3 separate regions of the Homo sapiens genome follow, and regions 2 and 3 are each linked to region 1. The links are chromatin contacts, found by Hi-C or POLR2A ChIA-PET in ENCODE. All regions are on one chromosome and are shown on one strand. Each heading gives the region's core, a stretch centred on a gene start or an enhancer-like site at or near the end of the contact. The rest is flanking DNA. Distances are from core to core; before and after follow the strand shown.

Region 1 (3,494 bases), core at 431-2,930:
AATGACGAGTTTGATGTGTTCAGCAGGGACTCAGTAGACCTGAGCCGGGTGCACAAGGGCAAGAGGTGAGTGCAGTGGGCCATGGGGTTCCGATACCCCAACTCTGGAAGTGCAGAGAGGACACAGGGAAACCAAGGGCTCCATCTTCGCAGAATTGGCCATGGAGTATCAGCACAGGGATCCCTTCACAACCCTAGACCTGTGCACCCCCAGTGGTTAGGAGCAGGTTCTCTACTGATCAGGCTTCAGGTTCTGACTCTGTGCAGGGAGGCTGTTAGTGAATCCCCCCTGTTGATAGCAAAAGGCCAGAAGGGCCAAAACTATCCCCCTCTTCCCTTCTTCTTACATCTTTTAATGTGTTAACCATCAAATCACTGGTGGACAGTGCTTCCCAGAAACCACTCTTTGACCTGATTTTCCCCAGGCTGTGAGAAAATTAAGGACTTTGAATGAGCTTTTCAGAAGGTGAACATATTCCACTTTAAGGCCTTTCTATTTATTTTTAGTTTATGTCCTTCCTACTTTTTTGGCATTGAAAATTCCGTTCATGATTTATCCATTTATTCAACAAATATTTGTCTAATACTTACAGCATTCTAGGCTCTGGATTAATTAGGTTCTGGGGATATAGTGGGGAGTGAAACAGACACGGCCCCTGCCCACGTGGAGTTTGCATTAATCAACTCATCAAACAAGCAACATCAAATTGCAGGTATAACAAATACTACAAGCTGGAGGTGCACAGAATTCTGAGCCTTTGGTAGGGCTTCACCCCAGTCAAGAAGGCTCCTCTGAGAACATGACATGGGACCGAGAGCTAAAGGGTGAGGAGGGGTCACTTCTGCAAAGGAGGGAAGGAGAAGCTTCCCAAGCAGAGCAACAGGGACAGTGGTCCCGAGGCCATAGTGAGCACAGCAAAGGGTCCCATGAACCGACAAAGCCAGCATATTTTATGTTTTGAAAAGATCAGGGCTGGGTGCAGCGGCTCATGCCTAGTCCCAGCACTTTGGGAGGCCAAGGCAGGTGGATCACTTGAGTCCAGGAGTTCGAGACCAGCCTGGGCAACATAGCGAAACCCCATATATACAAAAAATACAAAAATTAGCCGGGTGTGCTGGCACACGCCTATAGTTCCAGCTACTCTGGAGGCTGAGGCAGTAAGATCACTTAAGCCCAGGAGGTCAAGGCTGCAATGAGCTGTGATCGTGCCACTGTACTCCAGCCTGGGTGACACAGTAAGAACCTGTCTCAAGAAAAAAAAATAAGAGAGTTCACCCAGCGTTGGAATGATGACCCATCAGAGGGACAGAGAGTTGGATGTCATGGTAAAGAGTACAACATCCAAGTAGAGAACAGCAAAATAAGATGTATTCTAGTCCCCCAAAGTTCTGCATGGAATCTAGAAATCAGGGGACTTCTTTACAAGTACAGGCTGCTCTTTCACCATCACGTGAATGGGGACCGTGAGGTTCAGAGAGGGAGGAGACCAGCCAGCCTTGTTCCTGTGGTAGGAGCCCCAGTGGCGGAAATGCCAGCTGCTTCTTCAGTTAGGGCCCTGTGCTGTTACCCCTCCCTAGGGCTGTCCACTGCTAAAAGCTTGGCTGGCTGAGGGCTTGGGGAACTGGCGCAGGGCAACTACAAAGCCGTCTGGCTGGCTGGACAGGAAGCACTTGCAAACTGCTTAGTCATACACATTGCAACACCCCCAGATCCCAGGCCAAAGATGTTATCCTGGATCAGTGGCCGCTATTCCAGGCCAGCATGGCCCTCTGTAGCTCCAGCGGTGGGCAAGGGGCAGACAAGGGGTCCTCCAGGCTGGCGAGAAGCCTGGCCCCCTGCTCCAATCCAGGAAGCCTGATTGGTAAGTTCCCCACAGAGATTAGCCATCTCTGGATATGGCCTTTCACCTTGATCTGTGGTTTTGTCCAGGGCCCATGGTATTGTAAAGTCTCATCTCACCCCACCTAGGTCATAAGTCACCTACGAGCATTTGCCAAGGGGCTGGTCCCAGCTGTCAGGGTCAGCAGAGTGGCTGGCATTGAGGTGGCCAGGTTTCTGGAACACTGTGCCCTTGTTCCTGGGGCCCTCTGGGCTGGCACGCAGAGAGACTCACTGTGCTGGGTAGCCCAGGGGCTGCAGATTGCAAAGAGGCAAAGCCTCCATTCATGTGTTCATTATTTATTCATTCAGCAAATATTTATTAAGAGATTTAGTAGCACCAGATCCTATGCTAGACACCAGGGAAACAGGGTGAGCTGGATACCCGGCCTTGCCCTCAAATGATCATAAGAAAGACCATTAAACAAGTAAGGACAGAGTGGGAGGTGCTGGGGTGGGGTACACAGGAACTTCGGCAGGGACACATGTCCTAATCCCATGAGAAATTAGGTAGGACGCTGCAGATGGTAGTGGAGTTAAAATGTGTTCGTTGTTGAATCAGATAGGCTGTACTCAGTGCTTAAGTAGTAAGGAAATCTGTTCCCTTGCATGACAAGGCGGTGTAAGGTAGGGCCGTCTAGGCTTGGTTGACCTATCATCCAGAATGTATCTTTCCAGTCTCTTGGGGCCTCACTTCGTGGTCAGGCTACTTCCTTTGAGGCTGCAGAGGGGCTGCAGCTGTTTCTACTATGGCTTCCAGACATGACAGTGCCAGGAGATAGTCCAGACCAGGTCTTCCTGTGTCTCTCCTAGAGCCTAGGATACCTTTCCCAGAAGTCTCCAATACCCCTCATATCTCATCAGGAAAACCAACTCACAGGGTGCAGGCCTGGAGCTCCAGGGTGAAACGGAAAGGTAGAAAGACCTAAAGAAAATGTAGGGTCTGTTTGGAGAATGGGTGAGGTGCAGCATGGCTGTTGTGGAGACATCAATACATGTGCTACAGGTATATCATAGCCAGTGAAGGAGTCAGTGGGCAAGAGGCAGGGTCCCCTAATCCCTTTGGACCATTCCATGGTGCCCTGGAAGACAACATGTGTTCTAAAAATATCTGTGCCGGCTGGGCGTGGTGGCTGTAATCCCTGCACTTTGGGAGGCCAAGGTGGGTGGATCACCTGAGGTCAGGAGTTCAAAACCAACCTGGCCAACATGGTGAAACCCCATCTCTACTAAAAATACAAAAAACTAGCTGGGCATGGTGGCAGGCATCTGTAATCTCAGTTACTCGGGAGGCTGAGGCAGGAGAATCATTTGAACCTGGGAGGTGGAGGTTGCAGTGAGCCAGGATCACACCATTGCACGCCATCCTGGGCAACAAGAGTGAAACCCTGTCTCAAAAAATAATAATAATTAAAATTTTATTTTAAGTGTCTGTGCCCTTGGTCTGCCTTTTGGGGAGTCGCAGAGCACATTAAGGCTCTGAAAAGTCCTGTAGTAAAAGAAACAGGATTCACTTTGTTGAGCCCAGAAAGTGCTGGATCTGCTTCGACATGTCATTTCTTTCTCACATCAGCCCTGGGAAGTGGGTGCCAAGAGAAGGAACTGAGACTTAGCGA
Region 2 (3,494 bases), core at 466-2,965, 110 kb before region 1:
CAGCCAACATGTATAGAGCCCTCTTTTAAGTGCTTCACCATTTATTAGTCATTAATCTTACTCAACTCTACAAAGTAGGTAATATTATTATCCTCATTTTATAAAGAGGGAAACTAAGGAGCAGAGAGATAAGGTAACTTGCCCAAGTCATAAAGCTAGCTAATAAATAATTTACAGATGCAAGTTTAAACCATATAAGAAATTAAGTAGGAACAACACATATACAGCAAATACAAAAACAAGAGAAAAGTCAAAGCACTCAATCTCAAAAAGGCAGAAACGCAACGTAAATTAAGAAACTAATTTTTTTCTCTCAGTGCAATGAAACCAGGTCTGTATCACTGGGGGTTGGGGGAGTAGGGCAAATAATCTGTGTTCTCAAATTATACAAAAATCTCAAAAAAAGTAACATATTTCTTGTGGGCCAGGCACAGTAAGCCCAGGAGTTTGAGACTAGTCTGGGCAATACGGCAATACTCAGTCTCTACAAGAAATAAAAACTCAGCTGAGCATGGTGGAGGCTAAATTGGGAGGATGGCTTGGGCCTGGGAAGGTCGTGGGAGCCTGGAAGGTCGAGGCTGCAGTAGACTGTGCCACTGCACTCCAGCCTGGGCAACAGAGTGAGAATTTGTCTCAAAAAAAAAAAAAGAAAAGAAAAGAAAAGAAAAATTAACATATTTCTTAAATAAATAAAAGCACTCTTAACTTTTGGGAAGCACATTCTGGAGAAAACATGTATTAAATAAATGACAGCACTTTGGAAATTAACTTTTTATTCCTAAATATGCTTTAAAGAATACAGCAAATAGCTAAAAGCAATCCTTCATAATTTTACCATGTTTAGCACTTTTTACTGAGAAATAGAAAGTTCTACAATAATCAAAGTGGATCAATCTATCACTGTGGTATACACAGTCACTTAGTCTTATCTCTGAAAAATATTTTCAGATTATGTAAATGTTTTATCTCTGAGCTACCCTTCAACAAAATGAAAAAGACATATTCCTGCTATTTCCGCAAAGGGCCAACAATCAATTTGTGGTACTGATAAAAGATTAATTTGCCACCTAGAACAACGTATAGCCATGAAATTCAATTTAGAAACAGAGCTGCAATCACTCTAATCCACCAAAACAATCAACAGTTAACTATTTCAGAGTACTGAAGCAAATCCACTTTCATTCTATTTTTACTCCTAAAGTGTGCAATGCTAGTAAGGAAAGGGTCTGTTCCTCAAAACTGAAATGATTCTGGTCTTGCTTTGGTTTCTTCTGGTCTGTTCTAGCAGGAAGCAGTAGCTACAGTGTCTGACATGAACACGATACTTGTGCTTACTACTAAACTATGTATATTCCCTTAGCTCTAGAAAACTAATATGGCATTGAGCTTCTTGAGTTACCCTCAGTCACTATAAGGCTGTTCTCATCCAGGTCCGTAGAAGGAAAGCTTCCACCACGGTTACTCCCATTCTGAATCCTCAACTTGTTTCCCACCCCCAGGTTTTACAAGGTTGTTAGGAAAAAAAATCTTACTTGCATCCGACTGTGGAAGTCCTTCCTACCTATATACCATTACTCTTAGGAGGTACAAGCAAGATCTCATCTAGATTTCTTGGCTGCCTTCTACCAATGTAATCATAGCACGAAGCTTTGAAATGTGAGATCCTGAGACAGGTCACTCCTTTCAAAGTGTCTATCATTACTCCTTGGTGAGTCAGCTGCTGGACTGCTGCCAGTGTGCTCTTTGTTGGCTTTATCATGAAACCATATTCCTGTAGAGCTGGAATGGTGGCCAAAACACTGCATTTCAGAAGACTCCTTCAAAGTGTGTATCAAAAAAAAAGATACAGATACACATCCAAGCAAGCCATTCACTTGTTTTAGTAAGAGAGGGAATGAATAATACAAAGGAGGTTAAGCAGTTTTGTTAAAAGATTCTCTTATGTGCAAGCATCCAAAAATATCCTGTAAAATCACTTGATAATTTTCTTTGAGTAGATTTTATGCAAATGGGTACATTTAAAATTTTTTATGCCCTTGAGGAAAGAAAACTCAACTTTTCTGTCTCAGGTAAGAACTCTGAAGTTAAGTAAAAGCTTGAGATACTCAAGGATTCTCTGACGGTCCATCAACTATCGGTGAAGGGGGAAAACATCTACTCTTTAGTAAGTAGCTTTAGTAATGGGTTTTAGAGGAACCCATCAATAAAAAAGTTTGTAATTTTTTTTTTTAAGACAGAGTCTTGCTCTGTCACCCAGCTGGAGTGCAGTGGTGCTATCTCGGCTCACTGCAAGCTCTGCCTCCCGGGTTCACACCATTCTCCTGCCTCAGCCTCCCAAGTAGCTGGGACTACAGGCGCCCACGACGACGCCCGGCTAATTTTTTGTATTTTTTTAGTAGGGACGGGGTTTCATTCTGTTAGCCAGGATGGTCTCGATCTCCTGACCTCGTGATCCACCCGCCTTGGCCTCCCAAAGTGCTGGGATTACAGGTGTGACCCATCACGCCTGGCCAAATTTTGTAATTTTTAGGATGTTTTTGGATTTTGTTTGTTTGAGACCGAGTCTCACTCTGTCACCTGGGCTGGAGTGCAGTGGCGCAATCTCAGCTCACTGCAACCTCCGTCTCCTGGTTTAAGCAATTCTCCTGCCTCGGCCTCCCGAGTAGCTGGGATTACAGATGCACGCCACCATGCCCGGCTAATTTTTGTGTTTTTAGTAGAGACGGGGTTTCACCATGTTGGCCAGGCTGGTCTCGAACTCCTGGCCTCAAGTGATCCATCTGCCTCTGTCTCCCAAAGTGCTGGGATACAGGCATGAGCCACCACACCAGCCAAATTTTTAATTTTTATAAGGTGAAACAATGTTCAGAATGGGGAAAGGGGGAGTAGATATAGGGCAACTCAAGTAGTTCCACAGTACAGGAATGAAAAAGCTCCTAGCTCTGAATAAAGTAATGGATAGTAATAATGCTTTCGGGGTATAAAAAGTGAGACAGGCCAGGCACGGTGGTTCATCCCTATAATCCCAGCACTTCGGGAGGCCGAGGGAGATGGAACACTTGAGGTCAGGAGTTGGAGACCAGCCTGGCCAACATGGTGAAACTCCGTCTCTATTAAAAATACAAAAAAAAAAAATTAGCCAGGTATGGTGGCACACGCCTGTAATCCCAGCTACTAGGGAGGCTGAGGCAGGAGAATTGCTTGAACCCGGGAGGAGATTGCAGTGAGCCAAGATCGCACCACTGCACTCCAGCCTGGGCAACAAAGCAAGACTCCGTCATAGATAGATAGATAGACAGATAGATAGATAGATAGATAGATAGATAGATAGATAGATAGATAGACAGACAGACAGACAGACAGACAGACAGACAGACAGACAGACGGATGGATGGATAAATGTGAGACAAATATATTTGTGTACAGTACTGGTCTCTTTAGAAGACACCAAAGTTTTTCCTATGAACTTTGAAAACAAGCCTGGCACAGTGGTA
Region 3 (3,494 bases), core at 654-3,153, 84 kb before region 1:
GAGAAACTCAGGGTTTTTTATGGCTGGTCATTAACGACAAGCGGGGCTGTACCACTGTGCTGGTCACTTGAAGTTCTCTGAGTCACCTGAAAATGAGGGAGTAATTGGAGCCAAAAGAGGTATTCATAGGCAGCCAATCTAAAATTCTAGAATCCTCCAAATTTAATTTAATATCACATACTATACTGGGTTTACTCAAAACAGTGTCATTCTGGCTGGCGGCAGTGGCTCACGCCTATAATCCCAACACTTTCGAAGGCCAACGCAAGCGGATCACTTGAGGTCAAGAGTTCCAGGCCAGCCTGGCCAACATGGTGAAATCCCCGTCTCTACTAAAAATACAAAAATTAGCCAGCCGTGGTGGCGCACACTTGTAATCCCAGCTACTTGGGAGGCTGAGGTGGGAGGATTGCTAGAACCTGGCAGGCGGAGGTTGCAGTGAGCAGAGATCGCACTACTGCACTCCGGCCTGGGCGGGAGAGAGAGATTCTGTCTTAAAAAAAAAAAAAAAAAAAAAAAAAAAAAGTGTCATTCTGTAAGCTCTTCTAGCCTACCCAAGTCATAGGCCCTATAAAGGGAAGACTTTCTGCATGCCATCAATGTCTCCTGTCCTACTGAACAGCCCTGAATCTGAAAGGGGAAGGTCCCCACCACCTCTCCATGGACAAATCACAAACATTTCACATTGAAAAAAATAATAATAATCTCCTGTAATTCAACCCAGGCCTCTTATGGCATTACCATTCACATATGAGAAAGTTGAACCTTAACTAGAAAAGTATATGGTTTTGGGGTTTTGTTTTGTTTTGTTTTGTTTGTTTGGGTTGTGGAAAAATAGATGTCAGAATCAAGATACTACAACAGTAAGAATTTAGGCCTGGGTCTGGAAAGGACATTTGAACATCAATATGTAATAGCAGTCCATGTCCAAAACTCACAAGTGAGATTATCAAATTCCAGGGGAGTCTATTAATGTGGCCAAAAAATCTACCCCATAATTTTGACATAAGTTTTCCAGTCCAAAATACAACCTACAGTATCATCTTATGGGTCCGGAAATGCCATACATCAAGCAAAATTACTACCGGAGAAATAACACTGTAATCATTTGCGGAGCAGTCTGACCAGGGTTCCCTCAGTTACGCCAACCGCCCCCAATCATCCTACCCACCTAAGTACTACCAGGTCAGGGGGATGCCCTGCTGCACGATCGGGCGGTCACTCCTCCTTTCCACAAGGCCCAGGCCCGCACCGTTCGCCCCGGGGCTCCCATGGCCCCTGACCTCCAGTATCCGGCAACGATGGACCGCCACAGACCCGGCAGGGGGCGAAGGGCGCACACCCACCTCCCGGGAGTTCGTGGGAATAACTCCGGGCGCTCCGAGGGTACGTCCCACACCCAGAGCCGCACGGGCCCATCCCCGCCAGGTCTGGGAAGGCAGCCCGAGCCCGGGACCCCGCCTCCCCCGCATCTAGGGTCCGGGCCGAGCTCGGCCGCCGAGCTCCCATTCCCACTCCCACACCCAGCGCCTCCCCCTGGCGGCGACAGCCGCCGGGGACGCCCCTCCCCGGGCCCCGCACGCAGTCCCCAGCCCTCCCAGGGCGCTGCCTCCTCAGAGGGTGACAGCCGCCTGGCCAGGGCCGGGGCCGAGGCCGGCCCCTCCTCCAGCTCTTCCTCACCCGCCGAGGAGACGGAGGACGGGGATGGGGTTCTTACCGGGCAGCAGGACATGGCGAGGCCCTCCACGGCACAGTCTCCCCCTCCGCCACCCCACCAGGCTCCCTGCCAGGGCCGGCGCTGGGCAGCGCCTGAGCCGCTGGGACGTCTCGTCCGGCTGCTACTCCGCCGCCGCCGCCGCCTTCTCACAACCACAACAACATGGCGGCAGCGGCCACACAGAGCGCGCTCCCGACGCCGAGCCGGGCGACGAGCGAGGACGCGCGCGCACGCTCGGGCGCTGAGCCCGGTGTCCGGGAAAGGGGGCGGGTCTCCGCCGGTTGGACGGGGGCGGGGCCTGGACAGGTGGTCACGCCCCAGGAGATGGGCGGGGCTGCAGCTGGGGAGAGGCTCGCGAAAAAGCCCAGCGGAGCAAGAATGGCTAGACAGATGGGAAATGGGTGGAGGAAAAGAGATGACAAAAAAAAATCTGGAAGAAAACCAAAGGTGGTCCTACAGATTTTTAGGAGGCGTCTTTTCCAAGCTCTGTAACCCTGGGCAAGACATGGCTCACTCTACTTACCAGAAAAATAGAACAATAGTGGTATCTTCCACCTGCAATTGTGGTCAGGATAAAACCAGTTTAATATAATGCAAGTAAATATAGTGTTTTAGAAGTTGTATTCAGAATACAATTTCTTTTCTTTTCTTTTCTTTTTTTTTTTTTTTTTTTTTTTTTTGAGACAGAGTCTGGCTCTGTCGCCCAGGCTGGAGTGCAGTGGCATCTCGGCTCACTGCAACCTCTGCCTCCCGGGCTCAAGCGATCCTCACACCTCAGCCTCCTGAGTAGCTGAGACTACAGACTCACAACATCATGCCCGGCTAAATTTTGTATTTTTTGTAGAGATGAGGTTTCTGCCATTTTGTCCAGGCTGATCTCAAACTCCTGGGCTGAAGCAATCCACCCACCTCGGCCTCCCAAAGCGCTGGGATTACAGGCATGAACCACCGCATCCGGTCCAGAATACAATTTCAAACTGATTCAACTTCAGCTCCTAATCAAAAGCTCAGCGGGAAGAAGTGAGTTTTCAAACAAAGTAAAAAACAACTCCCCCAAAAAATTGTAACCTACCCACACTAGCCTGCAGAATTCCACAAACCAGGATTGCATTACCGTAGGCCCTAACAGATTCACCTCCTCTGAGTTGCCTTTTAACATTCTACCCTTGACTTTTCTGGAAACTGGGAGAACTAGTCAAATGAAATCTATTCCTGCGTCTGTTGTAAAGTTTTTCCACAGCACTTTCTGAAATTTATTTTCAATGTTTACTGTCATTTTACTCCACTAAAATGTAAAAGCTACTTGAAGATAAGGATCTTGTCTTGTTCGTCACTGTTTCCCCAGCACCTAGAACTGTGCAGGTTAAGTAGTAGGCAGTCGAATTTCTTGATTAACTAACAGCTGGCTGGGCGCGGGGGCTCACGCCTGTAATCCCAGCACTTTGGGAGGCCAAGGTGAGTGGATCACCTGAACTCAGGTGTTCGATACCAGCCTGGCCAACTTGGTGAAACCCCGGATCTACTAAAAATACAAAAGTTAGCTGGGCATGGTGGCGGGCGCCTGTAATCCCAGCTACTTGGGAGGCTGAGGCAGGAGAATAACTTGAACCCGGGAGGCGGAGGTTGCAGTGAGCTGAGACTGCGCCACCGCACTCCAGCCTGGGCGACAGAGCAAGACTCCGTCTCAAAAAAACGAAACTAAACTAACAGCTAACATTTATTCATACAACTCATCTAATTGAATCTTCACAACTTTAATAGGTAGATGCCATTATCT

What was found. A loop is a pair of places that touch in the nucleus more often than their neighbours do. ChIA-PET counts read pairs that join two places held with the same protein, here RNA polymerase II (POLR2A). Pooled maps may share reads with other maps.
Region 2: a loop to region 1 is called in a pooled map, with 2.5 times the contacts of the local background. The contact joins two enhancer-like sites. A Hi-C loop is called at or near these places in 1 of 50 pooled maps. POLR2A ChIA-PET finds 5 or more read pairs at or near these places in 2 of 52 experiments (SK-N-SH and T-cell).
Region 3: a pooled map shows a loop between it and region 1 (3-fold over the local background). The contact joins the promoter of MTMR3 here to the enhancer-like site in region 1. A Hi-C loop is called at or near these places in 1 of 37 single-sample maps with no recorded cell type and 5 of 50 pooled maps. POLR2A ChIA-PET finds 5 or more read pairs at or near these places in 7 of 52 experiments (AG04450, BJ, HepG2 and 4 more).

Annotation. Positions count from the first base shown.
Region 1 is chr22:29,797,562-29,801,055 of GRCh38, reverse strand. ASCC2 (activating signal cointegrator 1 complex subunit 2) reads left to right here. Exons shown (of 20, transcript NM_032204.5): 15 at 1-65. Among named protein-coding and RNA genes, the nearest start is that of UQCR10, 32 kb to the right of the region's middle. RefSeq lists enhancers at 1-474, 1,366-1,866, 1,867-2,367. Within about 2 kb of position 1,680, at least 31 of the 41 ENCODE cell types and tissues checked have a DNase peak (open chromatin) inside an H3K27ac peak, as active enhancers do; they include PC-9, where a contact is called at or near this core.
Region 2 is chr22:29,906,137-29,909,630 of GRCh38, reverse strand. All of the region lies in intron 1 of MTMR3 (myotubularin related protein 3), which reads right to left. Among named protein-coding and RNA genes, the nearest start is that of MTMR3, 25 kb to the right of the region's middle. RefSeq lists enhancers at 1,914-2,413, 2,414-2,915. Within about 2 kb of position 1,715, at least 17 of the 41 ENCODE cell types and tissues checked have a DNase peak (open chromatin) inside an H3K27ac peak, as active enhancers do.
Region 3 is chr22:29,881,583-29,885,076 of GRCh38, reverse strand. It overlaps MTMR3 (myotubularin related protein 3), which reads right to left and starts at 1,903. Exons shown (of 20, transcript NM_021090.4): 1 at 1,718-1,903. RefSeq lists silencers at 1,361-1,860, 1,921-2,090 and an enhancer at 1,803-2,097.